3 separate regions of the Homo sapiens genome follow, and regions 1 and 3 are each linked to region 2. A link is a loop called in an ENCODE intact Hi-C map of the cell type or tissue named here. Cell type or tissue: mammary epithelial cell. All regions are shown on one strand. Each heading gives the region's core, and the rest is flanking DNA. Links, peaks and the distances in the headings are about the cores only. Region 1 overlaps CRTAP (cartilage associated protein). Region 2 overlaps FBXL2 (F-box and leucine rich repeat protein 2). Region 3 has its middle 25 kb from the start of FBXL2.

The links. Peaks named below come from ENCODE experiments on the same cell type or tissue, not always from the same donor. Only the 100,000 strongest peaks of a DNase experiment are listed, where the experiment ranks them.
Region 1: a loop joins it to region 2, with 14 times the contacts of the local background. A loop is called at or near these places in 102 of 110 quality-filtered maps.
Region 3: it touches region 2 in a loop (9-fold over the local background); 3 of 110 quality-filtered maps call a loop at or near these places.

Annotation. Positions count from the first base shown.
Region 1 is chr3:33,125,146-33,136,189 of GRCh38, reverse strand. It overlaps CRTAP (cartilage associated protein), which reads right to left. Exons shown (of 7, transcript NM_006371.5): 4 at 6,123-6,251; 5 at 3,490-3,635; 6 at 1,925-2,008. Among named protein-coding and RNA genes, the nearest start is that of CRTAP, 17 kb to the right of the region's middle. RefSeq lists enhancers at 1,824-1,893, 4,451-4,500. In mammary epithelial cell, for the core only: a CTCF peak has its summit at 4,386 (motif pointing left); a DNase peak (open chromatin) is centred at 4,369.
Region 2 is chr3:33,369,479-33,377,478 of GRCh38, reverse strand. FBXL2 (F-box and leucine rich repeat protein 2) reads right to left here. Exons shown (of 15, transcript NM_012157.5): 6 at 4,319-4,387; 7 at 4,124-4,219; 8 at 3,775-3,901; 9 at 3,558-3,632; 10 at 2,061-2,191; 11 at 146-206. Among named protein-coding and RNA genes, the nearest start is that of UBP1, 67 kb to the left of the region's middle. In mammary epithelial cell, for the core only: a CTCF peak has its summit at 4,443 (motif pointing right); a DNase peak (open chromatin) is centred at 4,668; H3K27ac peaks cover 338 bases.
Region 3 is chr3:33,246,805-33,257,848 of GRCh38, reverse strand. No RefSeq gene overlaps it. Among named protein-coding and RNA genes, the nearest start is that of FBXL2, 25 kb to the left of the region's middle. In mammary epithelial cell, for the core only: a CTCF peak has its summit at 4,944; no DNase peak of the experiment used is centred there.

The sequences.
Region 1 (11,044 bases), core at 1,210-9,209, 240 kb after region 2:
ATGCTCAGTGAAAGAAGCCAGTCACAAAAGACCACATACCCTATATTTCCATTTATATGAAATGTCCACAACAGGCAAATCCACAGAAACAGAAAGTAGATTAGAGTCTTCCAGGGGCTGGAGGTGGAGGCAGGAGTGGGAATGTTGGCCCAGAGGAGAAATGGGAAGTGACTTAGCTATGGAGTTTCTTTTGGGGGCAATAAAAATGTTCTAAAGTTAAATAACAGTGATGGATGCAAAATTTTGTGGATATAACAAGTACAACTGAATTGTATACTTTAAAAAGGAGAATTTCATTTTTTGTGAATAATATCTAAATAAAGCTGTTTTAGAAAAATATAACAAGAGAAACTGCTCACATAATAATATAAAGTGAAAAAGTCATGAGACATAATTATAGCTGAGTTTATAATAAATATGTAGAAAAACAAATTTAAAACTATAAAATTTTTTCTTTAATAATAAAAAAATGGAAAGATATATACCAAAATATCCATATTAGCTTGCCTCTAGATAACTGGGAACTCAACTTCTCTTACCTTTTCTAAATATATTTTTCTATACTTTCCTTTTTTTTTTTTTTGAGGCAGGGTCTTACTCCAATTGCCGAGTCTGGAGTGCAATGGCGCAATATCAGCCTCAAACTCCCCAGACTCCTTCAGCCTTCCAAGTAGCTAGGACTACGGGTGCACTCCACCATACCCAGCTAATTTTTTTGTATTTTTTGTAGAGACGAGGTTTTACCATGTTGCCCAGGCTGGTCTTGAACTCCTGGTCTCAAGCAATCACCTGCTTTGGCCTCCCAAATGCTGAGATCACAGGTGTGAGCCACTACACCCAGCCTCTGCTATACTTTGTAAACCACAGTGGCCAATCTTGTTGGTATCTGGCTGGTGTTCCTTCCTTTAGGGAATGGGGGAATGGCCCCTGTGGCATCTTGGGATCCTGTCTCAGGCTCTGCTTCAAGGATACCCAAACCAAGACATAGGCATTGCATCACTTTCCAGTTTAGAAAGCATTTCCACATGCAACACAGTATTTTATTCTCACAACCCTGGGAGGGCAGTATTATTATTCCCATTTTATAGATAAAGAACTGAGACTCAGTTGTTTAATGCCAGTGATGAGTTCATCCCATACATATTTATAGACAGAAAACAAATTCCACGAAGATGTCTTATTCAGAGGTACTTCACCTAAAACGGGTATAGGAAGAGCAGACCTGGAGGCTCAGGAAACTTGCTGGCCCCATGCTCCTCATCTATAAAGCGAAGGATCAGACCAGAGCAAGCTCACAGCTCTCTTCGAGCTCCAATAGCTGACAAGTCCCCAGCTTTCTCAGTAAGCATTTTCCAGTTTGTTCCAAACAAATACTCTAAATACTACCGCTAATGATGGCTTTTCTGTGACCAGACTCATCACAAAATGACCACTCCATAACCAGTTGAGTCAGGGTCAGAAAAGGGGTCAGCTGAGTAAGGTGGAATCAGGAATTTCAAGCAATTCTAGAGAATGACAAAATGCTTACAGTAAAGATGCAATTTAGAAAAAATAATAATAGCAATAGTCTAGCAGAAAAATTGGGGTGTGAGTATCCATGTCTCTTCAGAGTGCTGAGCAATTAAAAATTCACTGTTTTTATATAAAGTGAAAAGATGAAGAATGACCACTGTGAATTCCTGGAGTGTGGCCCCACACCCGTTTCGCTATCAGGAAATGTGGCACTCCTGCCTAGGTTTCCTAGAAAGCCGCTCTTTCCCATGCCAGCATTCTGACTGTCACTGAAACACCCACAGGAACTGTCTTTCTCAAGGTCCCCTCTGTTTCTTACTTCAGGGAGGACTCAGCCTTCCAGTGATTCTAGCAAAGATGTGAGTAATATTTTCTCGTAGCCACCAGACATGTGCTAAGCATGAAAACTTACCTCATCATCATCCATTATATTTTCCTTAGCAAAGTCATACAGCTCCTTCTGGAGTGTGGTCACATTAAAGAACTGAACTGCTTCCTGTTCAGACACAACAGAGAACAGTTTATAGGACCAACCTTTTCATCTTAGAACTGGGAGGAGGGAGGAACAGGATATGGGGTTTTTTCTAAGGTGATGAAAATGTTTAAAATTAGATAGTGGTAATGGCTGTACAACTCTGAATATACTAACAACCACTGAATTGTACACTTTAAAAAGGTGAATTCTATCCTATATAAATTATATCTCAATTTTTAAAAAAGAGTGGCCAGCCCTCAGTGGAAGACAAACTTATGAAAATCAAGATGGCATATAGAAATCCCAATGAAAATACAAGAGCAAAGATCAATTAGAAAAAATCTTTTGAAAGTAATATATAATGAATGGGGTTCACTGACAACACATGCTAAGTGGTGAGTTTGCCTATCAAGGGAATTAAATGATGGTCCATCCGCAAAAGAGACTACCAGGGAGCTGTTAAAGGATAATAATTAAGATGATACATGGATGTGACATGGAGAAATATTCACGACAAATTGTCAGAAAGACAAAGTTGCAAAAAGTTGTAAAACTATGTAAATATGACCTTGTTTTTATAAAAATACACAAATATTTACTATATATATGAGTAAATATATACCTTTAAAGCAGGAGATAAAGAGATGGCACAGGCTGGGCGCAGTGGCTCATGCCTGTAAATCCCAGCACTTTGAAAGGCTGAGGTGGGCAGATCACCTGAAGCCAGGAGTTCGAGACTAGCCCAGCGAAACCCCATCTCTACTAAAACTACAAAAATTAGTGTGATATGTTGGTGCACGCCTGTAATCCCAGCTACTCGGGAGGCTAAGGCAAGAGAATCGCTTGAACCCAGGAGGCAGAGGATGCAGTGAGCCAAGATCACGCCACTGCACTCTAGCCTGGGTGACAGAGCAAGACTCTGTCTCAAAAAAAAAAAAAAAGAGAGAGAGAAGGTGTAGGATTACGAGAGAATTTTGTTTTCCGAGAGAGAAAGAAGGTGTAGGATTATGAGAGAATTTTGTTTTCAAAGTAAAATATTTCTGTAATGTTTGAAATTTGTAGAGTTTTTACAGATTCAGAAATCAGAATGAAGCAGTAAAATGTTAAAACACACACATGCACAAAACTACAGAAAAAAATGACTTTTCCTTGATTTCCTTTTTTTTGGCGCAATCTCGGCTCACAGCAACCTCTGCCCCTGGGTTCAAGCGATTCTTCTGCCTCAGCCTCCCAAGTAGCTGGGACTACAGCCACGTGCCACCACGCCTGGCTAATTTTTGTATGTTTAGTAGAGATGGGGTTTCACCGTGTTGGCCAGGCTGGTCTCGAACTCCTGACATCATGATCCGCCCGCCTCGGCCTCCCAAAGTGCTGGGATTACAGGCATGAGTCACCGCGCCCAGCCCCTTTATTTCCAAAATAACCCTTTCTCTTAAGGCACGAGGTAGTCTCCAGAAGGCAAGAATGAAGAGAAAAGGGAAGGTGTGGTGCACCAGACTTACAGGTCTGGGCTGGAAGTGCTCATCCGAGAGGCCCCAAGTGTCCCTGTGGTACTGGTAATACACCAGGTTCTGCTGCATGACCTTGTCATTCTGATCAAAGAGCAGATAGCTGACTGCACAGGGGGCTGCATTCTTCAGGTCGTTCACTAGGGTTGGGAAGAAAAGACAAATGAAGAAATCAGCAAACCACACCCTATAATTTCTCTGCTTCTAAACAAAAAGGCCATATGAACAAGCCCCTTCTCCACAGTCCTTCTTCAGAGAGCCTGGGGCCGACTGGCAGCCCTGGGTGGGCAGGCCACAGATGGGGTCTCCACGGCAGCCTGGAGGCCAGGCTTGAAACTTAGTTCTAGTTAGGCACATGCCTATGGAGAAATGCCTATGTTCCACTTCCAGCTCTGGTGACCTGAGCTGGTCTCAGGTCCCTGGAAGCAGCTGGAAAAAGCTGGATTGTCCTGGGGCTGAGGGAGATAGGGAGGATGTGCTCAGCAAACAGGTGTCTCATCTGGGTCCTAGAGTGTCTGGATCCCATCTGGATGGGACCACAGTCTCCAGATCTAGGTTAGCTCCCCTACAGCTAAACCAGACCTGGAAAACCCAAAGGATGGTGGAGCCTCTGGGTTGGAGGGGATTTGGAAAGTCGCCTAGTTTTGCCACCTCCTGAGGTTGGAACTCCCACCTCCAGCCTCTCTGCTTGGTGTTGCCCACCTGTGACAGTACCTTCAGCATAGGGATTTTGCAGGGCTTGGGATTTGTCTTGGGAGTGCAGGATGAGGAAGAGGTGATGAGACACAAGCCCCTGGTATGTATTCTGGCACATTCCACTCTAATTTACACAACAGTACCTTTGCTAAAGCTGTGGTTGGCCGGAGAAGCCAAAGCTTGGGTATGAATAAATTGTGCCACCCAGTGGCTGTTTCCTGTAATGACTACTTTAAAGCCAGCTCTTAGGGACATTTACTCTTCAAATATAAATAATACCACCTGCCCTCAAGCAATGTAGCATGGTAGGTGGTCTAGAAAAAATTCAAAACGGGGCAGATTTTCAGGAAGCTCATTTCAGGAAGTACACTTCATTCATACTGTTGATCCCCGAAAGCAGATTTCCTGGGAAGCAGCAAGCATAGCTAGAGGCCTCAGTCCACCAGTGTTGATAAGTCTTTGCCAGTTTCTGATATGCAGGGCGATTTTCAGGGCACGTGAGGATTTCAGAGGCCCAGGGAGCTGCCAGAGCCCGCATGCATCCAGAACACTTCTAAATTCCTAGTGTTCTAGCTTTATACATTTAGAACCAAGCCATGCTCAGTGAGCTAGAAGACCTTATGGCTTTTTATATTTATATAATACATATTCTTTTTCTTTTTCTGACCTTCAGGGTGCAAGGCTTACGTGTTCTGAAGAGGATGGGAGGTGAGATAAAGAGGAACCCCCCCCCGCAAAAAAAAAACACAATTACCACAGTGGGAAAGGAGGGCTAAAGCCAAGATCACCTCTCTCACTCTTCCCAAGGCACCCTGAGACCAGCCACTCCTGAGTGTGAAGGGGCGACCCAGGGGATCTATTCTAGCCAGAAACCTGCCACCGCTAGACCCTGGCATTTCATTAGGGCAGAGGAAGTCCTACTGCCACTTTCCCTAATAATTCTTCTGTGCTTGGAACTGAACTGCCAAGGGACACACTGCTTGAACAAGTGGCACTTGGCAAAGTCAGGTACAGGGAGAGGAGGAAAAGCCGAAACACGCAGGCTCTGAAGTCTAACCCTGAACTTCCTTCTCTCCCACGTTTGCTTCCCATTGTCCACTAGAACGTTCTGATTGAGAAACTCCCATTTCAGATCAAGGGAGGACCAACTAGAATGAAACTAACAGGACGGGCGCAGTGGCTCACACCTGTAATCCCAGCACTTTGGGAGGCTGAAGTGGGTGGATCACTTGAGGTCAGGAGTTCAAGACTAGCCTGGCCAAGATAGTGAAACCACATATCTACTAAAATTACAAAAAATTAGCTAGGCGTGGTGGCACACACCTGTAATCCCAGCTACTCAGGAGGCTGAGGAAGGGGAATCACTTGAACCTGGGAGGCGGAGGTTGCAGTAAGTCAAGATCACACCACTGCACTCCAGCCTGGGCAACAGAGCAAGACTCTGTCTCAAAAAAAAAAAAAAAAAAAAAAAAAGAAAAGAAAAGAAAGAAAGAAAAAAGAAAAGAAAATAAACTCTAACAGTCTGAAAAGTAAAGCTAGTGATAAGGAGGAAGGGAAATAATGATAACAAAAACAAACACACAGTTTGCTATGTGCCAGTGTGGGAATACCCCAGACATTTCACATCTATTAACTCATTTACTCCTCAGGACAATCCTATGAGGTTAGTACTACAATCTCTATTCACAATGAGGAAACTAAAGCACAGAGAAGCTAGTAAGTGATAAGGCTGAAATCGAACCCAGGCACTGTGGTTACAGGCTCTGCCCTGAATCACTAAGCCATGCTGCCTTTTTGTGCAAAGCATAGCACCAGGGTTGTCAGTGGACCTTGATGAACTCTCAACAACCGTAGCTAAGAGTTATTACCTCTATTTTACAGTCTTAGAAGGACTAAGTGCCTCACCCAAGATGTCACAGAAGATTACTTACACTTATAATAGGCAAACTGCAAGTAATGATACATGGTAGCCACAAATTTCTCAACCGGATAGCCTCCTATAACTGGGGTGAGGTTCTCTTCACACTGTATTTTGCATTCCAGAACTTCTACATAATGATCTGAAACAAAACATATAAATTTTCAGAGCAGTGGATCCATTACTTTCTTAATATGCTACTGCCTCCTGCCCAAATGAAAAAGTTAAAAGAAAAATATTTACAGGCCGGGCGCGGTGGCTCACGCCTGTAATCCCAGCACTTCGGGAGGCTGAGGCGGGCGAATCACAAGGTCAGGAGGATCGAGACCATCCTGGTTAACACAGTGAAACCCTGTCTCACTAAAAATACAAAAAATTAGCTGGGCGTCGTGGTGGGCGCCTGTGGTCCCAGCTACTCAGGAGGCTGAGGCAGAAGAATGGCGTGAACCCGGAAGGTGGAGCTTGCAGTGAGCCGAGATCGCGCCACTGCACTCCAGCCTGGGCAACAGAGCAAGACTCCGTCTCCAAAAAAAAAAAAAAAAAAAGAAAAAGAAAAATATTTTCAACACCTACAAGGAGCTGAAAATCTTTAATATACAAAGTTGTTTCAAATCAATATGAAAAAGATGAACATCCACTATATAAATGGCCAAATGATATTAATAGAAATTATTAAAATGTCTAAAAAACATTGAGAGACACTACACCTCTTTTGTAATTAGGAAATACAATTACCCCCAAAATAATTTAAACTACCAAATTGCAAAAGTTTTACAAATTCATACTGTAGTATTAAGAAGAGAACAGTGAAACTTACACTCTCATATTCTGTTGATGGAAGCAAAACAGGAACAAACTTTTTGGAGAACAATTTGGCAAAATTTATCAAAGGTTAAAATACACATATTTTCCAACCCAGCTGTCTACTTCTAGGAAATTTTCTTTAGACACAGGCATACATAAACACTGTTTATAACAACAAACAAACAAACTTGTAAGTACCTAAATGCCAATCAATAGGATGAGGATTAATAAATTACAGTATATAAAAATAACAGAATCTACACAGCCTTTGAAAGAGAGTAAGGTGAACCTAAATATAGTCAAAGACTACAATTCCCATGCAGCTAGGTTGGGGCCATATGACTAGTCGTGGCCAATGACATGTTGAGAGTAACAATTAAGGAATGCTACTTCCAGGCCTAATCCCTAAAATCTCCCACATGATCCTTGGCTCCCTCCCTTTTCTCCCTTTATGCAGCTAGAAGCAAAAGACTCCAGAAGGGTTGCACACATTTCATAAGACTGTGGAGGAACAGGCACTTTCAAACATTGCTGGTAGGAAGTACAAAATGATACCTTAAAACACTAAAATTAATTTACAGAAACATTTACTCTTTGAACTATTATTTCCACTTTGGTTGACTCTGAAAACACGCCTCCATACTTACTACCATCACCAACAAAAAAGCCTTACATACTTACTACCACCAACAACAAAAAATTAACATCAACAATAAGGGTGCAAACAAACATCATACATATCTTGACGTGATATCCTGAGGAGGACATTTATATAGCGGTCCAGCCAAAAATACACAACCTGAATGTAACTGTGAAGACACATAATAGAAACCCAAATTGAGGAATGTTGACAAAGTAATTAGCCTATATTCTTAAAAAATATCATTGGCATAAAAAGACAAAGAAGGCCAAAGGATTGTTCCAGATTAAAGAATTCTAAAGGAAGATGACAAATAAATAGGAAGCATGATTCTGAACTGGAACCTGTACCAGGAAAAAAAAAGGTGCTAGAAAGAACATTATTGTGACAATTAACAAAAAGAGAATATGAACTACAGATTGAATACAAGCATTGTATCTAGTATATTAAGTTTCCTGAATTTAATTACTATGGATATTTAGATAATATTATTGTTCTTAGGAAATAAACTGAAGTATAATGGGGTAAAGAGTAATAATGCATGTGCAACATACTTCCAAATAGTTCTGAAATAAAAATAATTATACAGAGCTGGGTGCGGTGGCTCAAGCCTATAATCCCAGCACTTTGGGAGGGCAAGGCGGGCGGATCACTTGGGGTCAGGAGTTTGAAACCAGCCTGGCCAACACAGCAAAACGCTGTCTCTACTAAAAATACAAAACATTAGCCAGGTGTGGTGGCGCCTGCCAGTAGTCCCAGCTACTCAGGAGGCTGAGGCAGGAGAATTGCTTCAACCCGGCAGACAGAGGTTGCAGTGAGCCAAGATCGCACCACTGCACTCCAGCCTGGGCGACAGAGTGAGACTCAGTCTCAAAAATAAAATATAATAGGCCGGGTGCGGTGGCTCACGCCTGTACTCCTAGCACTTTGGGAGGCCGAGGTGGGTGGATCACCTGAGGTCAGGAGTTCGAGACCAGCCTGGCCAACGTGGTGAAACCCCGTCTCTACTAAAAATATAAAAATTAGCCAGACGTGTTGGTGCATGCCTGTAATCCCAGCTACTCGGGAGGCTGAGGCAGGAGGATTGCCTGAACCTAAGGGGCAGAGGTTGCAGTGAGCCGAGATCGCGCCGTTGCACTCCAGCCTGGGCAACAAGAGGGAAACTCCATGTCAAAAATAAATAAATAAATAAATAAAATAATAACAATAATAATTATACCCACAGCACATATGGAGAGAGCAATAAAGTAAATGTGGCACAATCAATGTTACAAATTGGTGAATCTAGGTAAGGTGTACATGAGAGTTCTTTGTATGATTCTTCCGACTTCTCTACAAGTTTGAAATTATTTAAAAATAAAAACTAAAGAAACTCTAAATATCTATATATCTATACTGTGAGAGGAAAATAAATCTCAGGACCTCAAAATCACTAAGCCAAAGGGAAAAGTCAAGCTGGGAACCATGTAGGACAAATGTGTTTCCCATCCTATTCCTAAATAAGATAGCTACAAAAATTTAAAAAAAAAAAAAAAAAGCCACAAATCTCTCTCATAATTTGCCCACAAGGAAGTTTTTGTGGACAAAGGACAGGCAGAACTCAGTCATCCCTCTGCTCACATGGAACAAATGTATATATGGTTGTTTCCTTTGCTCTGTTGTTTCACTAAGCCAGACTAAAGCATAAGTGACTATTCCTGCAAATTGCATATTCAGTGAAAGGCTAATCAGAAACTCAAAAGAATGCAACCATTTGTCTCTCACCTACCTATGACCTGGAAACCCCCTCCCACTTTGGGTTGTCCTGCCTTTCTGGACTGAAGCAATGTACATCTTACATATATTGATTGATGTCTCATGTCTCCCTAAAATGTATAAAACCAAACTGTGCCCTGAGTACCTTGGGCATATGTTGTTAGGACCTCCTGAGTCTGTGTCACAAGTACATCCTTAACTTGGCAAAATAAACTGTCTAAATTGATTGAGACTTGTCTCAGATACTCTTTGATTTACAATACATATATATCTTAGCTGTATCAAAGATAGATGGAGAGAAACCACAGACATTATGTGCCTCCTGATGAAAGAACTCAGCATCAACTATGAAGCAGTTGACTCCCACCAAAATTTAAAACCCTAAAACAAAATCAAACCGAGCCTGTTCAAGCCTCTACATCCAATTACCGATTTACAAGAAATACAGAAGACAGAGGAACATGGGGATACAGTCAGCAAAACCCAGACCATGGGAATCTCTACGGGACAAAAAATGCAGATTCTTCAATAGCAAAGGGGAAAAGATATGGCGGAAGAACCTATGGATTAAACGAGCCATAAAAGATAACCAACTTGCCACAATATGGATGAAACGAGGACATTATGCCAAGTGAAATGAGTCAGTCACAAAAAGGCAAATACTGTATGACTCCACTTACGTGATGTATCTAGAGTAGTCAAATTCACAAAGACAGAAAGTAGAAAGGTTGTTGCCAGTGGCTGGGGGGAAGGGGATATGGGGAGTTATCGCATACAGAGTTTCAATTTGGGGAAACATAAAAAGTTCTAGAGATGGATGGTGCTGATGGTTGCACAATCATGTGAATGTAGTCAATGCCACTGGAGTGTACATTGAACAATGGCTAAAATAATAAAGTTCATATTAACGTATATTTTACCACAATAAAAATTTTCAAGAGATAACCCATTGCAATGGATGGACCTTATTTGGATCCTGATTCAAACAAATGGTAAATTAAAGGCACACACATGTATTTATGACATTTCTGAAATGATTGGGACACTGTTTAGGTATTTAATGATGAGATCAAAGAATGATTGTTAAAATTCTTACAGGGGTAATAGTTTGGTGTTATGTTTAAAAAACAAAGAGTCCTTACCTTCTAAAGGTATATACTGAAATATTACAAATGAAATAATATGGCATTTGGAATCCGCTTCAAAATAACATGAGAGGAAAAGTAGGTGGGAATTAGAGGAAGCTCAAGTAGCCATGAGTTGACAATTGTGAAGTTGGGTCATGGGTACATGGTGGTTTATCTACTCTTCTCTCTGTTTTTTGTGTATGTTTGAAATTTTCCATAACAAGAAGTTTTCTTAAGGCAAAAAAAAAAAAAAAAAAAAAAAACCTACTTTGTAGAAAGAGATTAATGAATAAAAAGTGACTGAAAAAAAAAAACAAAACCGAAAACGCTGGATTCAATAACTTTAAAAGAGCTTCTCTACTGCAGGATTTCTAAGGGCCTTTAACCATTAAAGTGCACAATGATTCTTCAAGTGGGAGATGCAGTCAGTGCTCAGCCCATTCCCAGACTTATTTACAAGTACATAGACATGATACCTTTATCCAAGGTACAGTCCAGATTTTACTTATCTAGTGCTTTCAGGAAGGCACAGTTCTAGGATCAGTGTTCTCAAACCACTTTGGGAAAGAGCTTCCCTTAGCCATTTCCCAGTTTCTGGAGTGATGCTGC
Region 2 (8,000 bases), core at 1-8,000:
TGCAGTACACACCCCAAGGGTTCTACTCTACTTTGTGCCTGTCTTTTCTGAAGGTAGTCTTTTGCACACCCAAAACCACTCCAAGTCACTTTGAATTCGGGAGGTGAATTAGAGTTTGGTTGTATTCTTTAAATCTATGCCTTACCCGAGCTAAAAGTGTAAAACCTGCGTCAGTCAAATGGGAGCATCGGGCAGCCTCCAAAATTCTGAGGAGAAAGTGGGTACAGGGGAGAAAACGGTACCAACTAGTTAATAATGGAAACACATATTTTATGATGCATACTTGAGTCTTTTCTGCTCTTTGACATGCTTTTGCCTCTGTTAACAGCCCTTAGGGAATGTGACCTGCCCAAAGCCCCGAAGTTCCATCCCAAACTTGGAAAGTAAATCCAAGAATCTTCCTGCTTTACCAGCATGTTGTTTTTAAATAGTATTCTAATATTTGTTTTTTGGTTTTGTTTTTGTTTTGTTTTGTTTTGCAAACAGCGTCTCATACTGTCACCCAGGCTGGAGTGCAGTGGAGCATCTTGGCTCACTGCAGCCTCCGCCTCCCAGGTTCAAATGATTCTCCCGTCTCAGTCTCCCAAGTAGCTGGGACTACAGGTGCCCGCCACCATGCCCAGCTAATTTTTGTACTTTTAGTAGAAACGGGATTTCATCATCTTGGCCAGGCTGGTCTCAAACTCCTGACCTCAGGTAATCCACCCACCTCGGCCTCCCAAAGTGCTGGGATTACAGGCATGAGCCACCATGCCCAGCCTTGTTCACTTTTTAAACACATTTAAAATGAACTTTTCTCAACAAAATCATCTTGAGATTTACTCCATTTATGGAAATTCCCAGGTACCCTAAAGGAAATTTAAAAAATTTGTGGACAATGAAAAATAAGTTAATTCTCAATTACCCATGCTTAATAGGGATGGGTGCATGAATAACATTTCTAAGTTAAACACTCCCTTACAGCAATAATTTTGACCTCCTTTCTGGCCAGTTTTGATCACCCAAATTCCTTCTACTAAGCAGAAATATCTAAATGATATAGTACCTTCTCTACAACAGTAAGAAAAATTGGTAAAAGCAGAAATATACAATTCTTAAAAGATACAGAACTGGTGTGAGCGTGGGAATGGATCAGTTTCATTGGGAAGTAGAGATTTTTAAAAAGTATCTTTTTTTCTGCCTCTTGGATAAAGTTAAAGGTTGCTGGTTCTGAAGTCAACTATTGTTACCATTGTTAAAATTTTAATATTCATAGCTGGTAATGATAATCTATTACCTTGAGGATGAGAATACAAATTATTGTTTTTTTTGTTTTTTTTTTTGAGATGGGGTCTCACTCTTGTCACCTAGACTAGAGTGCAGTGGCACAATCTTGGCTCACTGCAACCTCCGCCTCGCGGGTTCAAGCAATTCTCCTGCCTCAGCATTCCGAGTAGCTGGAATTACAGGCACCTGCCACCAACCAGACTAATTTTTGTATTTTTAGTAGAGACGAGGTGTCACCATGTTGGCCAGGCTGGTTTCGAATTCCTGACCTCAGGTGACCCACCCACCTCAGCATCCCAAACTGTTGGGATTACAGGCATGAGCCACCATGCCTGGCCTAAATTATTATTTGTTAAAAACTTTTTTTCCTACTGGGGAAGAAGCTAAGTAAGAAGGTGATTGTGATATTCCCCTCATTCTGTCCATTTGGCAGCAGTTCTGGAGGAGAAGCTCATGTCCTTTGGATGTGAGGCTATCACTCTCCTCACTATGTGCTCACTCGGGTGCTTAAAGCAATAACATGATGAGGTAAATTAGGTGGGAAACTGTGTGACATTCATTAAGAAATTAAAGTTTGGATTCACTGGTGGTAGACATTTTATACTCTCCCAGTACATCCTCCAATGAACTGGATTTATACACGCCCCACCCCAATTTACCCAACAAAAGCCAACAACAACATAACTACTGCCTCCACCACCACTACCTGGCAAGCCTGTCCTCTCCTGAAGGAAGCCCTCTTGGTTAACTCAGCCAAACTCTGAGCTGCAAAGCAAAAAGTGCAGTGTACTCACTGCAGTCGCGGACAGTTCAAACCCAGGGCTGTAAGAGAGGCATCTGTGAGGTTGCTGCAACCCGAAAGGCAGAGAGCCTGTAGCCGGTGACAGCCCCTGCATATCTGCACCACACCTTCATCCGTGATACGCTGAGGAAAAGCAGCACAGAAAGAAAAGTCAGAGGACACCAGCAATACCAAAACGGGAGCAGCAGAAAAGTATCTGCTGTTGTTCAGTTTTGGTTGCTGATTACTAGCATTTTATCCAAATAACTTCAACAAAATAAGTAGAGGGTAGACAGGTACTTGTGTTATCTCTGCACAGCTTTAAAATATTTCAGCAATTTAGATAAGATACATGCATCCAGGAAAAAATAAAGTAAAAATTTTAAATAATATAAATGGAGAATAAAAGTTTAAAATTCCATTTCTCCCTCACTAGTCATCAAAATATAGATTTTTTCATAAAATTTATAAACTCATAATTTAAAAATCTGATTAAAGAACTTTTGAGGCTTTCCTAGTTTAACTGACATTAATATTTGATTGGATTTCTGCAGATTAATGCTTTAGATATTTACAATATACACATATATTTATATTTCATCAAATGTTTTAGACAATAGGAAAATTAAATAAATCACAAAATTATTGATAAATACCTTAAATTCTATGAATTTGGCCATGAAGATTCAAAATAATATGTTCACTTAAACAGACTACTTCATATAGAAATAAACACGCACATCTATATTATACTTCAAGCCATCAGCCACTGCTATGCTACACGTAAGTCAAGGTCCTATTTTTGAGTAGTCCTGGCCCATATGGTCAACGTTTGTCCATAAGATAGTTTCTGGTTTTTTTCCCCACCACTAGGGACTCTAAAGATTTATAATATATTCATTTAAAGCTGAATGCAAGGGTTTTCCCTTACCTTTCTCAAAATCTATGTTCCCCTTGAAAACCTGGTAGGATGTAGCAAGCATCCTCTTCAATTATCAACATTTACAATGGCAGTGGAGAAGGACCAATAGTTTTTCATAGGCTAATGTCCTGATGAAAATGCCACCTTGCTCTTGCCTATGCGTTTTATTCTTTAAAGCATTTTTGCATGTGTTATTTCATTTTATCCACTGAAACAACGTGAGAGGAGTCATCATCCTTAATTTATAAGTTAAAAAAAAAGACACTTCATGTCTTAAAACTATTTAGTGACCAATTCACTGCATTCCTCAATAGCGTCCCTAATACTCTATTCAACAAAATCAAGACCTAGTCTGTATTATTTTTAGGGGAGATGTCAGTGGCTTTATATTGAGTATGATTCCTTTTTGTTGTTGTTGTTGTTCCAGCTTGTGACAAATTGGTAGGTTATATAAGGACACAGGATGGAAATCAGGGTGTGGCAACACAGCCCATCTCAGGTGCCTAGGGGGCTGCAGGGAGGCCTGAGGCAGACTGCTTTGGGAGACAAGATAGAGCAAACAGTGTTCAGGAAAGGCACGCTACTTACTGAGCAGGACTGCAAGTTGAGGCTCACAAGCTCATGGCAGTAATTCTGAATGTGTTTCAGAGCTTCATCTTCTAACTGAGTGGACAGAGAAAACAAAAGACAGCTGGAATCCAGGTGAGGGAACAGTGGGACACCAAGAAAAATGCAAAAGCAGCTTTCTGGATGATGTGCCCACACCTGACACATAACACAAACAGCTGTATCAACCCTCTGGTACCTGTGTGCAGCCCCTCAGGAGCAGGGCTTTCAGGCCTCGACAACCTCGCACCAGTGCCTCGATGCCATCCTTCGTGATCTGATCACACCAAGAGAGGTTCAGGTACTCCAGGTTTCGGCAGCCCTCACTGAGAGAACAAGAAACAAAAACTTATGTGCAGTCTCTCCTGTAGAGAGTTAATGACCAACTCTGAGTTTAGTACATCACAAGAAATTCCGAAGGGGAGACCATGCCTGGGACCTCTTGGAGTCACCTATTTCTTGCTGGATCCAACGTGACCATTAAGAAGGTTTCCAGAATGTTCATAGCTTTGGGTATTTCTCTTGACACAAACAATGGGCACTCTTACCTGATCCCCTTCAAGGAGCTGTTTGTAATAGACACACAGGAGGTCAGATCCAGATGTTTCAGCTTGGAACAGAATCTGCTAAGGCTATAACACGTGCTGAAAAAGAGCAGACGCACTAAAGATATTTTCAACCACGTTTCTCTCCCTTCTCTCTCCCCGTGGCTATTTGGTCACCAATTAATCTTCATTACTTACCTGTCAGTGATTTTTGTGCATCCATTGAGGTTCAAATGTTCAATGTTTCGGCAGTTCTGTGCAAAGGTCCTAAAATGAGAAAACATTTTAAAGCTCCCTGCAAGTTGCTGGACAGCCACTAGAGGGCATATGAAACCATTCACGCTTAGAACAGCGCTCCCTCAAACTTAATTAAAGCGCGTAACAATCAGCTAGGGTTCTTGTCACAGTGCAGATTCTGATGATAGATCTAGAATGGGGCTCGACAGTCTGCAGTTCAAAGAAACTCCCAGGTGATGCCAGTGCTGCTAGTCTAGGGACCACGTTTTGAGAAGCAGAGTCCTAGACTACCTATCAATCAGTTCTCCTTTACCCACAGCTTGGTGAGTCATCACCGAATCATGAGAATAGAGGCCTAGCTCCCTGCTCCCTCCGCTCTACAAAAAAATCAATTTGAACCAAGGGGGCAAATCTTCTAGTACTGTGCCATGCTGTCACTTGCTTACCCTAGAGCCTTTCCAGAGAAACCATTTCTGGCGATTGATAGAAGACGTCTAGCAGTTAATCAGTATCAAGACCCACTCATTTTACTGGTGAGGACATTCAGTCATGAAGAGGAACTTCCTCATTGATCTGTGGGTTGGTAGCAAGGCCAGAAGCAGCACATTAAAACGCCCTATTCACCACTCACTGCTTAACATATTCAGCAAGGACTAGCTCAGGTCGTCTCCATCATTCTGAAATACAGCTTTGAGATTTGCTCCTTCCAACCTGCCCTGGTACCGGTAGGGGGAACCAAGCCTGATGGGACTGTCTGAGATGAAGAAATGGGGCTGAAATTCTAGGAAGACCAAGGCAGCTGGAGTTATCTGGCAAGAGCATTGGAGTAGAGAGAACGTCACAAAGAGAACTCCAGAGATCTGTGGAGGGTGCCCCTCAAGAATTAAGTACAGGCCAGGCATGGTGGCTCATGCCTGTAATCCCAGCACTTTGGGAGACCAAAGCAGGAGGATCCCTTGAGCCCAAGAGTTTGAGACCAGCCTAGGCAACACAGTGAGACTCTATCTCCAAAACAACAACAACAACAAAAAGAATTCAGTACCACACTGATCAATGTATGCATGTGATGAAACTACCCAAAGCCCAAGGCCAGGGAATCAGAATGAACAAAAAGCATTAAAGGAAACAGTAGCCAGAGCTCACCGAGGGCAAGGAATAGTGCCCATTTCTACCAACCAAGAGTGAAAAATGCCACAATTCTTGGGGCATTGGGTAGAGTATTGAGAATAGTCTTCCTTTAGGAGTGGCGCATAATTAGCCCTAAACACTGCTTTGGTACAACCTAACAAATCTTAAAAACAAGACCTAACAGGAACTATTCCCAATTAAGTCAACTGTATCCCAGAACAAAACCTGAGTATTTATAGGAATACAAAAATATCTGCACCCAACAAAGTAAAATTCAAAATGTCTGGCATTGAACAAAAAATTATCATGTTTTCATAGAAGGAGGAAAATATATCCACAATAAAGAGAAAAGGTAATCCACCAAAACCTACTCTAAACTGACACAAATAGCATAAACAACAAAGGTATTAAAAGTTATAATGTTATTGCCTAGAATATATTTCTATGAAGCTAACAATTAAACATGTTATGTAGACACATGGAAAAATAAGAGATCCAAGTTAAACTTTTAGATATGAAAACCGGCCAGATGCAGTGGCTCACACCTGTAATCCCAGCACTTTGGGAAGCTGAGGCAAGCAGATCACTTGAGGTCAGAAGTTCAAGATCAGCCTGGCCAACATGGTGAAACCCTGTCTCTACTAAAAAAAAAAAAAAAAAAAATTAGCTGGTATGGTGGCACATGCCTGTAGTTCCAGCTGCTTGGGAGGCTGAGGCAGGAGAATCACTTGAACCCGGGAGGTGGAGGTTGCAGTGACCCTTGATCACACCACTACACTCTAGCCTGGGCCACAGAGCGAGACTCCATCTCAAAAAAAAAAAAAAAATGAAAACCACAATGGCTGATATAAAACTTTACTGGATGAGATTAACAACAGATTAGATATGGCAGAAGAAAAGATTAGTGAACTTGAAGACATAGCAATAGCAACTATCAAAAACGAAACACAGAAACAGAAATAGAACAGAGCATGAACGAACTGTAGGACAACTTCAAGCAACCTAATATACATGCGATTGGAATCACTAAATAAGAGAGACAGAGGAAGAAGGAAAAAATACTGAAGAAATAATTGCCAAAATTTTCCCCAAACTTTATGAAAACAATAAACCCATAGACCCAAGGAACTCAAAGAACCACAAGTGCAAGAAACATGAAGAAAAACACACCAAGGCATATAATAACCAAATTGATCAAAACCAGTGACAGATTAGCCATGCGTGGTAGTGTGTGCCTGTAGTCCCAGCCACTTGGGAGGCTGAGGTGGGAGGATCACTTGAGCTCAGGAGGTGGAGGTTACAGTGAGCCAAGGTGGTGCCACTGCACTCCACCCTGGGTGACAGAGTGAGACTCCAGAGAGAGGAAGAGAGAGAGAGAGAAACCAGTGATAGGAAAACCCTAAAAACAGCCAGAAAACAAAGCCATGTTATGTACAGAGAATAAAACATAAGGGTGACAGCAGATTTATCACTGGTAATGAAAAAGCAAGAAAACAGAGGAGCACCATCCTTAAAATACAAAAAACAAAAAATAGTCACTACAGAATTCTAGACTCAGCAATTTTTTTTTTTTTTTGAGACGGAGTCTCGCTCTGTCACCCAGGCTGGAGTGCAGTGGTGCAATCTCGGCTCACTGCAAGCTCCGCCTCCCGGGTTCACGCCATTCTCCTGCCTCAGCCTCCCAAGTGGCTTGGACTACAGGTGCCCGCCATCACGCCCGGCTAATTTTTTTTTTGTATTTTTAGTAGAGACGGGATTTCACTGTGTTAGCCAGGATGGTCTCGATCTCCTGACCTCATGATCCGCCCGCCTCAGCCTCCCAAAGTGCTGGGATTACAGGCGTGAGCCACTGCACCTGGCCCAGCAAAAATATTTTTTTTAAGTGGAGGAAAAAACAGATTTTTTTAGACATAGAAGAGCTGGAAGAATTAATCAGACTTGCAGTAAAAGAAATGTAAAAAAACTTCTTTATGCAGAAAGAAAATGATACCAGATAAAAATATGTGTCTACAGAAAGGAATGACTGGACATAGCAACTACTTGGGTGTATACAACTTTTAAATTTAAATCTCTTAAAAATAGGCCGGGCACTGTGGCTCATGCCTGTAATCCCAACACTTTGGGAGGCTGAGGCAGGCAGATCACTTGAGGCCAGGAGTTTGAGACCAGCCTGGCCAACTGGGCAAAACTCTGTCTCTACTAAAAGTACAAAAATTAGCCGGGCGGGGTGGTACATGCCTGTAGTCTCAGCTACTTGGGAGGCTGAGGCACAAGAATCACTTGAACCTGGGAGGCAGACGTTGCACTGAGCCTAGACCATGGTACTGCACTCCAGCCTGGGTGACAGAGTGAGACTATCTAAAATAATAATAATAATGATAATAATGATAATAATAAATCTCTTAAAAATAATTGGCTGTTAAAGATACTAAATCTATTATGAAGTTTATGTAAGTAGAATTAAAATGTATGACAACCGAGTGAGGAGAAGTGGAAGTGTTATGTAATACAATAT
Region 3 (11,044 bases), core at 1,812-9,811, 120 kb after region 2:
GTAGATAATTATCTTATTTGCAAATAATAGACACTTTGTCTGTATATTTCCAATCCTTATATATCTTACATTTTCTGCTTTAATTGCATGAGATAGCACCTCCAGTAAAGTTCTGAATCCTAGGAATGAAGGAGATCAGTCTTGTCTGTACCTGTTTTTATTATAGATGTTTAAAAATTTTATCAGTAAGTATAATGATTTATGTTGTTTGGGTTATTTTTTAGTTTTTATTAATATTTATTTATATTCAATTTAATAACTTTAGACAAAAATAATGAATAATGTATGAAATTTAGGATTCTTTATTTTCTGGCCCCTATTGAAAAGATTATATGGTTTTTGACTTTAATTTGTTAATGAGCAAATTACTTGAATCAATATATTTCTGACAATCATTTTTGCATTCTGTGATAAAATTTGCTTATTATTAGTGATTTATTAATCTGGTGGAATTTATTTGCTAATGTTAATATTTAGGATTTTTGCATCTATATACAGAAATGACATTGCCTTCTGCTTTAATTCTTTTTTTTTCTGTTTATATGTCTTAGTCCATTTGGGCTGCTATAACAAAATACCATAGAATGGGTAGCTTAACAACAGAAATTTATTTCCTACAGTTCTGGAGGCTAAGAAGTCCAAGATTGAGATAGCTGGTAGGTTCAGGGGCTGGTGAGGGCCCATTTCCTGGTTCATAGATGGCAGCTTTTCACTGTGTCCTCACATGGTGGAAGGTACTAGCAGTACTAGTTGGCTCTCTGGGTCTCTCTCTCTCTCTCTCTCTCTCTCTTTAGCTTCCCTAGTAGCTGGGATGACTATAGGCATGCACTACCACACATGGCTAATTTTTGTATTTTTTATAGAGAGGGGGTCTCACTATGTTGCCTAGGCTGGTTTTGAACTTCTGGGCTCAAGTGACTCACCTGCCAAGGCCTCCCAAAATGCTGGGATAACAGGCGTGAGCCACTGGGCCAGGCTGGAGTCTCTTTTTCCAGGGTGCTAATCCCATTCATGAGTGATCTGTTCTCAGTATCTAATCACCGCCCAAAGGCCCTACCTCTTAATATCATCACCTTGGGGGTTAGGTTTCAACAGAGAATTTTGGGGGTACACAAATATTCAGACCATAGCACTCTGTATGTCTTATTTTTGTGACAAGATTATCCCAACTGCACAAAATAGATTCAATGTGTGGTACAAGAAATATATTTGGTCTGTGTTCCCAGTACCTGGCACAAGGCTTCTAAAACCCTGGGAATTGATAAGATTGTCTTTTGTTATTCATAAGTAGCCTCTTTTGATCACACCTGAGTTAATCTAATGAGTGACTTAGGGTAGGCCCTCTAAATAGCCTCAGGATGGAGCTGGTCACCAAAACACCCAAGTAATTAGAGGGTTGAAACATTTAGCCCCACCCGCTAGCCTCTAGAAAGGGGTTGTAGGATTCTGGGGATTAAGCCATATAAAAGCTTTTGAGCAACAAATGGGATTAAATTGTAGGACACTCAGTCGGGATCTGGAGAGTTGCAAAATTGCTTGGTGTGGGGGAAAAAAAAATCCACCTATTTGCTGTCAAAAGTATTGTATGTGTACAGAAACAGTGAATGTTTTATCAGAAATAGTTTTCTGTATTTTCTGTACTCTGGAATACTTTGTGTAAGATAGCAATTTTCTCTTCCCTAAAGTTTTTGCAAAACTTGTTTGTAAAATTATTGGACACATTTGGGAAATTACACAAAAATTTCCATTTCTTGTGTGGTTAGTGGGTCTATTTAGGTTTTCTATACTTTCTTCAGTTGATTTTTGTAATTTCCATCTTTATAGAAAATGATTATTTTCATCTGGATTTTCAAATTTATTAGTGCAAAATTACCTCTTACAAGGTTTTAAACGCTTTTACATGTCCTCCCTTTTTCACTTAATCAATATTATCAGGACTTAATCTGTATTATTTTATTAATTTTTTCAAAAAGCCATCTTATGGTTCCAATCAATTCCATTTTTCCTATGTGATTAATTTCTGCCTTTATTTGTTTTAATTACTAGACTATTTTTTAGAGCTATTTTAAGTTTACAGAAAAATTGAGCAGAAAGTACAGGGTTCATATACACTTCGTATCTCTCCAACCCACACACAATTTCCGCTATTATTAACATCTTGCATTATAGTAGTTCATTTGTTAACGGATGAATCAACACTGATGCATTATTATTAACTAAGGTCCATAGTTTAATTAGGGTTTATTCTGTGTTGTACGACGGGTTTTGACAAATGTGCAAGGTCATGTATCTACTATTACAGTATTATACAGAATAGTTTTATGATCTGAAAATCCCTTGTGCCGCTCCCTCCCCCACCACCCATCAATCTCTGACCCCTACTGACCTGCTGATCTTTTCTTTTTCTTTCTTTCTTTTTTTTTTTTTTTTTTAGACGGAGTCTCGCTCTGTCGCCCGGGCTGGAGTGCAGTGGCGCGATCTTGGCTCACTGCAACCTCTGCCTCCCAGGTTCAAGTGATTCTCCTGCCTCAGCCTCCTGACTATCTGGGACTACAGGCGCCCACAACCACGACCTGCTAACTTTTGTTAGCAGGTATTTTTAGTAGAGACGAGGTTTCACCATGTTGGCCAGGATGGTCTCTATCTCTTGACCTCGTGATCCGCCCGCCTAGGGCTCCCAAAGTGCTGGGATTACAGGCGTGAGCCACCGCGCCCGGCCCCATACTGAACTTTTTACTGGTTTTTTTTTTTTTTTTTTTTTTTGGAGAAGGGGTCTCGCTCTGTCACCCAGGCTGGAGTGCAGTGGCGCGATCTCGGCTCACTGCAAGCTCCGCCTCCCGGGATCATACCATTCTCCTGCCTCAGCCTCCCAAGTGGCTGGGACTACAGGCACCCGCTACCACGCCCGGCTAATTTTTTGTATTTTTAGTAGAGACGGGGTTTCACCGTGTTAGCCAGGGTGGTCTCGATCTCCCGACCTCATGATCCGCCTGCCTTAGCCTCCCAAAGTGCTGGGATTACAGGCGTGAGCCACCACATCCGGCCATTTTTACTGTCTTTATACCTTTGCCTTTTCCAAAATGTAGTAGTTGGAGTCATACAGTATGGAGCCTTTTCAGACTGGCTTCTCTCACTTACCAATATACATTTAAGGTTCTTCCATGTCTTTTCATGGTTTCACAGCTCTTTTATTTTTATTGCTGATAATAATCTGTTGTGTGGATGTACCTGTTTATCCATTCACCTACTGAATGACATATTGGTTGTTTCCAAGTTTGGGTAATTATAAATAAAGCTGCTATAAACTTTGTATGCAGGTTTTTGTGTTCATTTTCAACTCATTTGTGTAAATACCAAGAAGCACAATTGCTGGGTCATATGGAAGGAGTATATTTAGCTTTCTTTAAAAAACTGCCAAACTGTCGTCCAAAGTGGCTGTATCATTTTGCACTCCCACCAGCAATGGATGAGCATCCTTGTTACTCTATAGCCTCACCAGAAGTTTTGGATTTTAGCCATTCTAATAGGTATATAGTGGTGTATAATTGTTCTAATTTGCAGTTCTCTAATGATATATGATATTATCTTTATCTTTTCATTTGCTTATTTGCCATCTGTACAACGCTGTGATCATAACTCACTGCAACCTCAAACACCTGGGGTCAAATGATCCTCCCAACTCAGGCTGCTGAGTCGCTAGGACTACAGGTGCATACCACCAGCTAATTTTTAAATTTTTTTTAGAGACGGGGTCTTGCCATGTTGCCCAGGCTAGTCCTGAACCCCTAACCTCAAGCAATCCTCCAACCTTGACTTCCCAAAGTGCTAGGATTACTGCATCTGGCCAAGAAGTGTTTTTTAAACTTCCACCGTGGCTGTCAATTTCTTTTGCATCCTTTGTCAATTTTTGTGTTATATAAAATTTAAAGCTATATTGTCCGTGCAATAGAATTGAGAGTCCAGAAATAAACCCATACATCTATGGTCAATTTTCAGCAAGGAGGTAAAGATCATTCAATAGGAAAAATAATAGTCTTTTCAACAAAATGTGGTGGGATAACTAGATATCCACATGCAAAAACAAAAGTAAAGTTGAGTTCTTACCTTACACCAAGCAAAAAATGAACTCAAAATGGATCAAAGACCTAAATGTAAGAGCTAAAAAATAGAAGATTCTTAGAAGGAAATATAGAAATTAATCTTCGCCACCTGGGATTTGACAAAGAATTCTTAGATATGACACTAAAAGCACAAGCAACCAAAGAAAAAATAGATAAATGGGGCTTCAACAAAATGAAAAACTTTTGTGTCTCAAACGACACAATCGAGAAAGAGAAAAGACAGCCCACAGAATGGGAGAAATTTTTTGCAAATCATGTATTTGATAAGGGACTTGTATCTAGAATGTATAAAGAATATTTACAACTTAATAATAAAAGGAAAAATACCTCAACTTAAAAATAGGCAAAGGCTCTGAATAGACATTTCTCTAAGAAAGATATATAAATAGCCAATAAGAACGTGAAAAGATACTTAGAATTATTAATCAGGAAAAGGCAAATCAAAACCACAATGAAGACCAGGCACAGTGGCTCACACCTGTAATCCCAGCACTTTTGAAGGCTGAGGCAAGTGGATCACTTGAGGGTCAAGAGTTTGAGACCAGCTTGGCCAACATGGTGAAACCCCATCTCTACTAAAAATACAAAAATTAGCCAGGCATGATGGTGGGCAGCTGTAATCCCAGCTACTCAGGGGACTGAGGCAGGAGAATCACTTGAACCCAGGAGGCGGAGGTTGCAGTGACCTGAGATCATGCCACTGCACTCCAGCCTGGGTGACAGAGTGAGACTGTCTCAAAACAAAACAAAAACCAAGCAAACAAAAAAAAAAAACCCACACAGTGAAATACCACTTCACACCCACTAGGAGGACTAGAATCAAAAGGTCAGATAGTAACAAGTGCTGGTGTCAATGTGGAGAAATTGGAACTCTCATAAACTACTGGTGGGAATATAAAAATGGTACAGCCACTGTGGAAAACAGTTTGACAGTTTCTCAAATGCTTAAACATAAAGTTACCATATAACCCAGCAATTCTTGTAAGTAAATATCCAAGAAAAGTGGAAACATGATTATACAAAAATTTTTATCTGAGTGTTCATAGAAACACTATCCATAATAACCAAAAGGAGGAAACAAACCAAATGTCCATCAGTAGATGAATAGACAAACAAAATGTGGTATATCCACATAACGTAATGTTCAGCCATAGAAAAGAAATGAAGTACTGATGCATGCTAGAACTTGGATGAGTCTTGAAAACATTGTGCAGTGAAAGAAGCCAGTTACAGAAGCCCAATTATTATATGATTCCATTCACATGAAAGTTCAGAAATCTATAGAGATAGAAAATAGTTGTTTAGGGCTGGAGGAGGAATGGGTTGGTAGGGTGATGATGACTAAAGGGTATGAGGTTTCTTTCCGAGTGATGAAAATATTTTAAAACCGACTGGTGGTGGTTGTACCTATCTGTGAATATACTAAAAACCCTTGAATTGTGCACTTTAAATGGGTGAAATACATGGTTTGTAAATTATATCTTAATAAAATAGCTTTTAAAAAATATATATGTTTTTAGCTCCTACACATTCTTAACAAATATCATCTTGACAATTTGTCATTTTATCAATATGAAATATCCCTCTTGGTCCTGAATTTTTCACCGTGAATCCTATTTACTCTTTATTACTTTACCAGATATCTTGCGTTATTATTAATCTGGTGTATCTTTCTCTATTCCTTTGTTATTAATTTTTCTGTGTTTCTTTCACCAGGTTTTTGTTTGTTTTAGAGAAGGGAGTCTCACTGTGTTATGTAGGCTGGCCTTGAACTCCTGGGGTCTATCAATACTCCTGCCTCAACCTCCCAAGTAGCTGAGACTACAAGCATGAGCCACCATGCCCAGCTTCTGTGTTGTTTTGCTCTAGGTTGTGTCCTTTGGAAGGTTGATTTTAGGTGATAGATAGATAGAAAGATAAACAATTTTTCACATATATGCATGCATAGATAGATGCCCTGTCTTTGAATAGATGAGTTTATAGATAATTTTTCATACATATGCATTTATGTATTATGTACGTGATTTATATAGGAATATGTTGTATCTGCAATATGAGATGCCCTCTCTATGAATTGATGAGTTTAATCTGTCCACATTTATTATGAATACTGTTGTATTTGAACTTGTTTCTGCAAACTTATTTTATAGGTTCCAGGTACTATTGTTTGGGTCTTTTTGCTTGTTTCTTCCTTACTGTTTGATTGAACAAGTTTTTCATTTTTCCCTCTACTTGTTTGAAAGATATACACATTGTTTCTAAACTTTTAGTAATTACTCTTAAAATATCAAAATAAACACACAAACATTTTTCTGTCAAAGTAGTTAATCAGTCGCTCTTTCCACCAAATAAAACAAGAACTCTAGTATGAGTTTTTCTTCCTTTTATCCTCAACCCTTACTTAACTCATATTATTTTTTAGAATTTTTTCTAAATATTTGAAATGGTTTCAAACCCACAGAAAGTTATGGTAAAAGAAAAGTTGCAAGAACAGTACAAGAACTCCCACATATCCTTAACCTAGATTCCCTAATTGCTAACATTTTATCACATTTGCTTCACTTTTGCTCAGTAGAGAGGTAGATAGATATATAATTATAAAATACTTTACTGGCATGATGCTGCATTATCCCTAAACACTAATTAGAGCTTCCCCCAAACAAGAACATTCTCCTCTGTTACCACGAAGCAGTCCTCCAGCTCAGGAAATCAACATTGATCCAACACTGCCATCCAATCCACAGACCCCATTCAAATTCCACCAACTGTCTCAACTATGTCTTTTTTTTTTTTTTCCTATCTGCTCCAGGAATACACTGCATTCCTTTAGCAGACTGTTTCTAAGGTGGCTCTCATGATCCTTGCTTCCTTGTGGTCAGGCCTGTGTATTATACTCTTCCACTGAGTATATGCTGGACTTACTGTCTTCTAACAAATAGAAAACAGCAGAAGTGATGGGATATCACTTCTGATATTTGGTTACAGAAAGACAGTGACTTTTTCCTTGGGCAGTCTCTCCTGCTCTCGTGCTCACTTTCAAGGAAGCAGCTGCCATCATGAGTTGCCCTATGGAAAGAATAGATAACCATCAATCCTGTGTGATAAGGAATTGATGTCTCCAGTCCCTAGTTCTGTCCATAGCTACATAAATGAGCTTGGAAGTAAATCCTCCCTTATTTGGGCCTTGGGATGACCATAGCCCTTAGCTAACAACTTGATTGCTGCTTTGTAAGAGACCTTAAGCCAGAAACATCCAGCTAAGCCACATTTGGATTCCTGTCTCACAGAAACTGCGAGATAATAAATGCTTGTTGAAATCAGTATATCAAAGAGATATCTGCATTCCCATGTTTGTTGCAGCTCTGTTCACAATAGCCAAGATTTGGAGGTGACCTAGTGTCCATCAACATGTGAATGGATAAAGAAAATATGGTACTTATACACAATGGAGTACTATTCAGCCACAAAAAAAAGAATGAGATTCAGTCATTTGCATCAACATGGATGGAACTGGAGGTCACTATGTTAAGTGAAATAAGCCAGGTACAGAAAGACAAACATCGCATTTTCTTACTTATGTGTGAGATCTAAAAATTAAAAAAAAAAAATTGAACCCATGGAGATAGAGAGCAGAAGGATAGTTACTAGAGGCAGTGAAGGATATTGTGGGGTGGGGGGTGAGGAGGGCATGGTTAATGGGTACAAAAAGAATAGTTAGAATGAATGAATAAGACCTAGTATTTGATAACACAACAGGGTAACTAATAGTCAATAATAATTTAATTGTACATTTTAAAATAAAGAGTATAATTGGATTGTTTGTAACACAAAAGATAAATGCTTGAGGGGATCTGATATGGTTTGGATAGGTGTCCCTGCCCAAATCTCATGTTGAAATGTAATCCCCAGTGTTGGAGGTGGGGCCTGGTGGGAGGTGATTAGATCATGGGGGTGGGTTTCTCATGAATGGCTTAGCACCATTTTCTTGGTACTGTCCTTGAGACAGCGAGTGAATGCTCCTGAGATCTGGTCATTTAAAAGTGTGTGGGGCCAGGTGCGGAGGCTCATGCCTGTAATCCCAGCACTTTGGGAGGCTGAGGTGGGTGGATCATGAAGTCAGGAGATCAAGACCATCCTGGCTAACACGGTGAAACCCCGTCTCTACTAAAAATACAAAAAATTAGCTCGGCATGGTGGCGGGTGCCTGTAGTCCCAACTACTCGGGAGGCTGAGGAAGAAGAATGGCATGAACCCGGGAGCCGGAGCTTGTAGTGAGCCAAGATTGCACCACTGCACTCCAGGCTGGGTGACAGAGTGACACTCCGTCTCAAAAAAAAAAAAAAAAGTGTGTGGAACCTCCCCACTCTTTCTTTCTGCTTCTGCTCTGGCCATGTGAGGTACCTTCTCCACTTTGTCTTCTACCATGATTTTAAGTTTCCTATGGTCTCCCCAAAAGCTGAGCAGATGCCAGCATCATGTTTCCTGTACAACCTGCAGCAATGTGAGCCAATTAAACCTCTTTTCTTTATAAATCACCCAGTCTCAGGTATTTCTTTATAATAATGCTAGAACAAACTAATACAGGATGGATACCCCATTTTCTGTGATGTGGTTATTATACATTGCATGCCTGTATCAAAACATCTCATGTATCCCATAAACATATACACCTACTATGTACTCACAAAAATTTAAAATTTAAATTAGGGCTGGGCACTGCAGCTCACACCTATAATCCCAGCACTTTGGGAGGCCAAGGTGGGAGGACTGCTTGAGCCCAGGAGTTTTGAGACCAGCCTGAGCAACATGATGAAATCCCACCTCCACAAAAAATACAAAAAAATTAGCTAAGCATGGTCATGCATGCCTCTAGTCCCAGCTACCTGGGAGCTTGGGGTGGAAGAATCACCTGAGCCCAGAAAATCGAGGCTGCAGGGAAGCATGTTCACATCACTGCTCTCCAGCCTGGGCAACAGATTGAGACCCAGTCTAGAAATTAATTAATTAATAGATAAATAAATAAATATTAAAATAAATAAACTATATTTTTAAAAATACAAAATAAATGATAGTTGTTTTCAGCCATAAGTTTTGGAATAATTTGTATGCATCAATACATAACTAATATAGTTGTCATGTCTCTTGAGGCTCCTTCAATGCAGAACAATTCCTCAGTCTTTCCCTGTCCCTTATATCCTTGATGGACTTAAAGAATAGACGCCTTTCATTCTGTAGAGTGACCTGTAACTTGGATTCATCTGATGTTTGCTTATGGCCAGATTCAGACATGTACTCTTGGCAGGAACACCATAGTAATGATGCTATGCTTCTCAGCGTATCACATCAGGAAGTAATGATATCAATGTGTGCTATCACTTGTGAGGTTAACCTGGACTATTGGTCAAGAACCAGGGCTGCTCTATAAAGTGTTCCCACTGTAAAGTCACCATTTTTCCCTTCATAGGGGATTTGAAAAATTGTGGGAATATATTTTGATAATATGTTAATATTAAACCTCCATATACCAACCTTAGCAAACATTGACCACCATTACCCATATCAACTACCACTATGATGTTTGCCTATTGATGGTTATCTATTTCCATTATTCCTTCTACACTTACTCATACATTTTCTTCTGCAAGGAAGAGCTTTCCCTTCTCCACATGCATTTCTGCACTCTTGTATTTATATCAGTATGGACTCAAATTCTTATTTTATTCAATGGATTGTAATTTAATATTGTTATTATTTATTTTGCTGTTAAAATTGTCCTGGATTTGGCCAGTGGGAGCCCCTCCACAGTTTCCTGTGTCCTTTTAATACGTCCCTACCATTCTTTGATCAGCTCTTTATTTTCCGGCACAAAGAAGTATCATAAACTCATCTGGATATTAAAAGTATTCTAGGGCCAAAATTATTTTCTGTAAGACTAATGTTCCTCCACCTGGGTGGTATTGCTTCCCTAGAGGATGTTTAGAAATGAGAAGTGGGGTGGGTATGGTGGCTCACACCTGTAATCCCAGCACTTTGGGAGGCCAAGGCGGGAGGATCCTTTGAGGCCTGGAGTTTGTGACTAGCCTGGGCAACATTGGGAGATCCCATCTCTACAAAATAATTTAAAAATTAGCCAGGCATGATGGCATGCACCTGTCAGGGCTACAGTGAACCTTGACTGCACCTCTGCACTCCAGCCTGGGAGACAGAGGAAGACCCTGTCTGGGAAAAAAAAAAAAAAAAAAAAAAAAGGCCGGGCGTGGTGGCTCATGCCTGTAAGCCCGGCACTTTGAGAGGCCGAGGTGGGTGGATCACTTGAGGTCAGGAGTTCGAGACCAGCCTGGCCAACATGGTGAAACCCTGTCTCTACTGAAAATACAAAAATTAGCCAGGCATGGTGGTGCACACCTGTAATCCCAGCTAGGGAGGCTGAGGCAGGAGAATTGCTTGAACCTGGGAGGCAGAGATTGCAGTGAGCCAAGGTCGTGCCACTGCACTCCAGCCTGGGTGACAGAGCGAGACTCTGTCTCAAAAAAAAAAAAAAAAACCAAACAAACAAGAAAGAAAGAAAGAGAAAGAAAGAAAGAAAAGAAAGAGGAAGGAAGGAAGGGGAAGGAAGGAAGGAAGGGAAAGAAAGAAGGAAAGCAAGCAAGCAAGAAAGAAAGAAAGGGAAAGAAAAGGAAAGAGAGAGAGAAGGAAAGAAAGGAAAGAAAGAAAGAAAGAAGAAAGAAAGAAAGGAAAGAAAGAAAGAAAGAAAAAGAAAGAAAGAGAAAGAGAGAAAGAAAGAAAAGAGAGGGAGGGAGGAAGGAAGGAAAGAAGGAAAGAAAAAATGAAGGGAGGAAGGAAGGAAAGGAAGGAAGGAAGGTAGGAAGGAAGGAAGGAAGGGGAAGGGGAGAGTTGTCATAAGGACTGGGGCACACTATTAG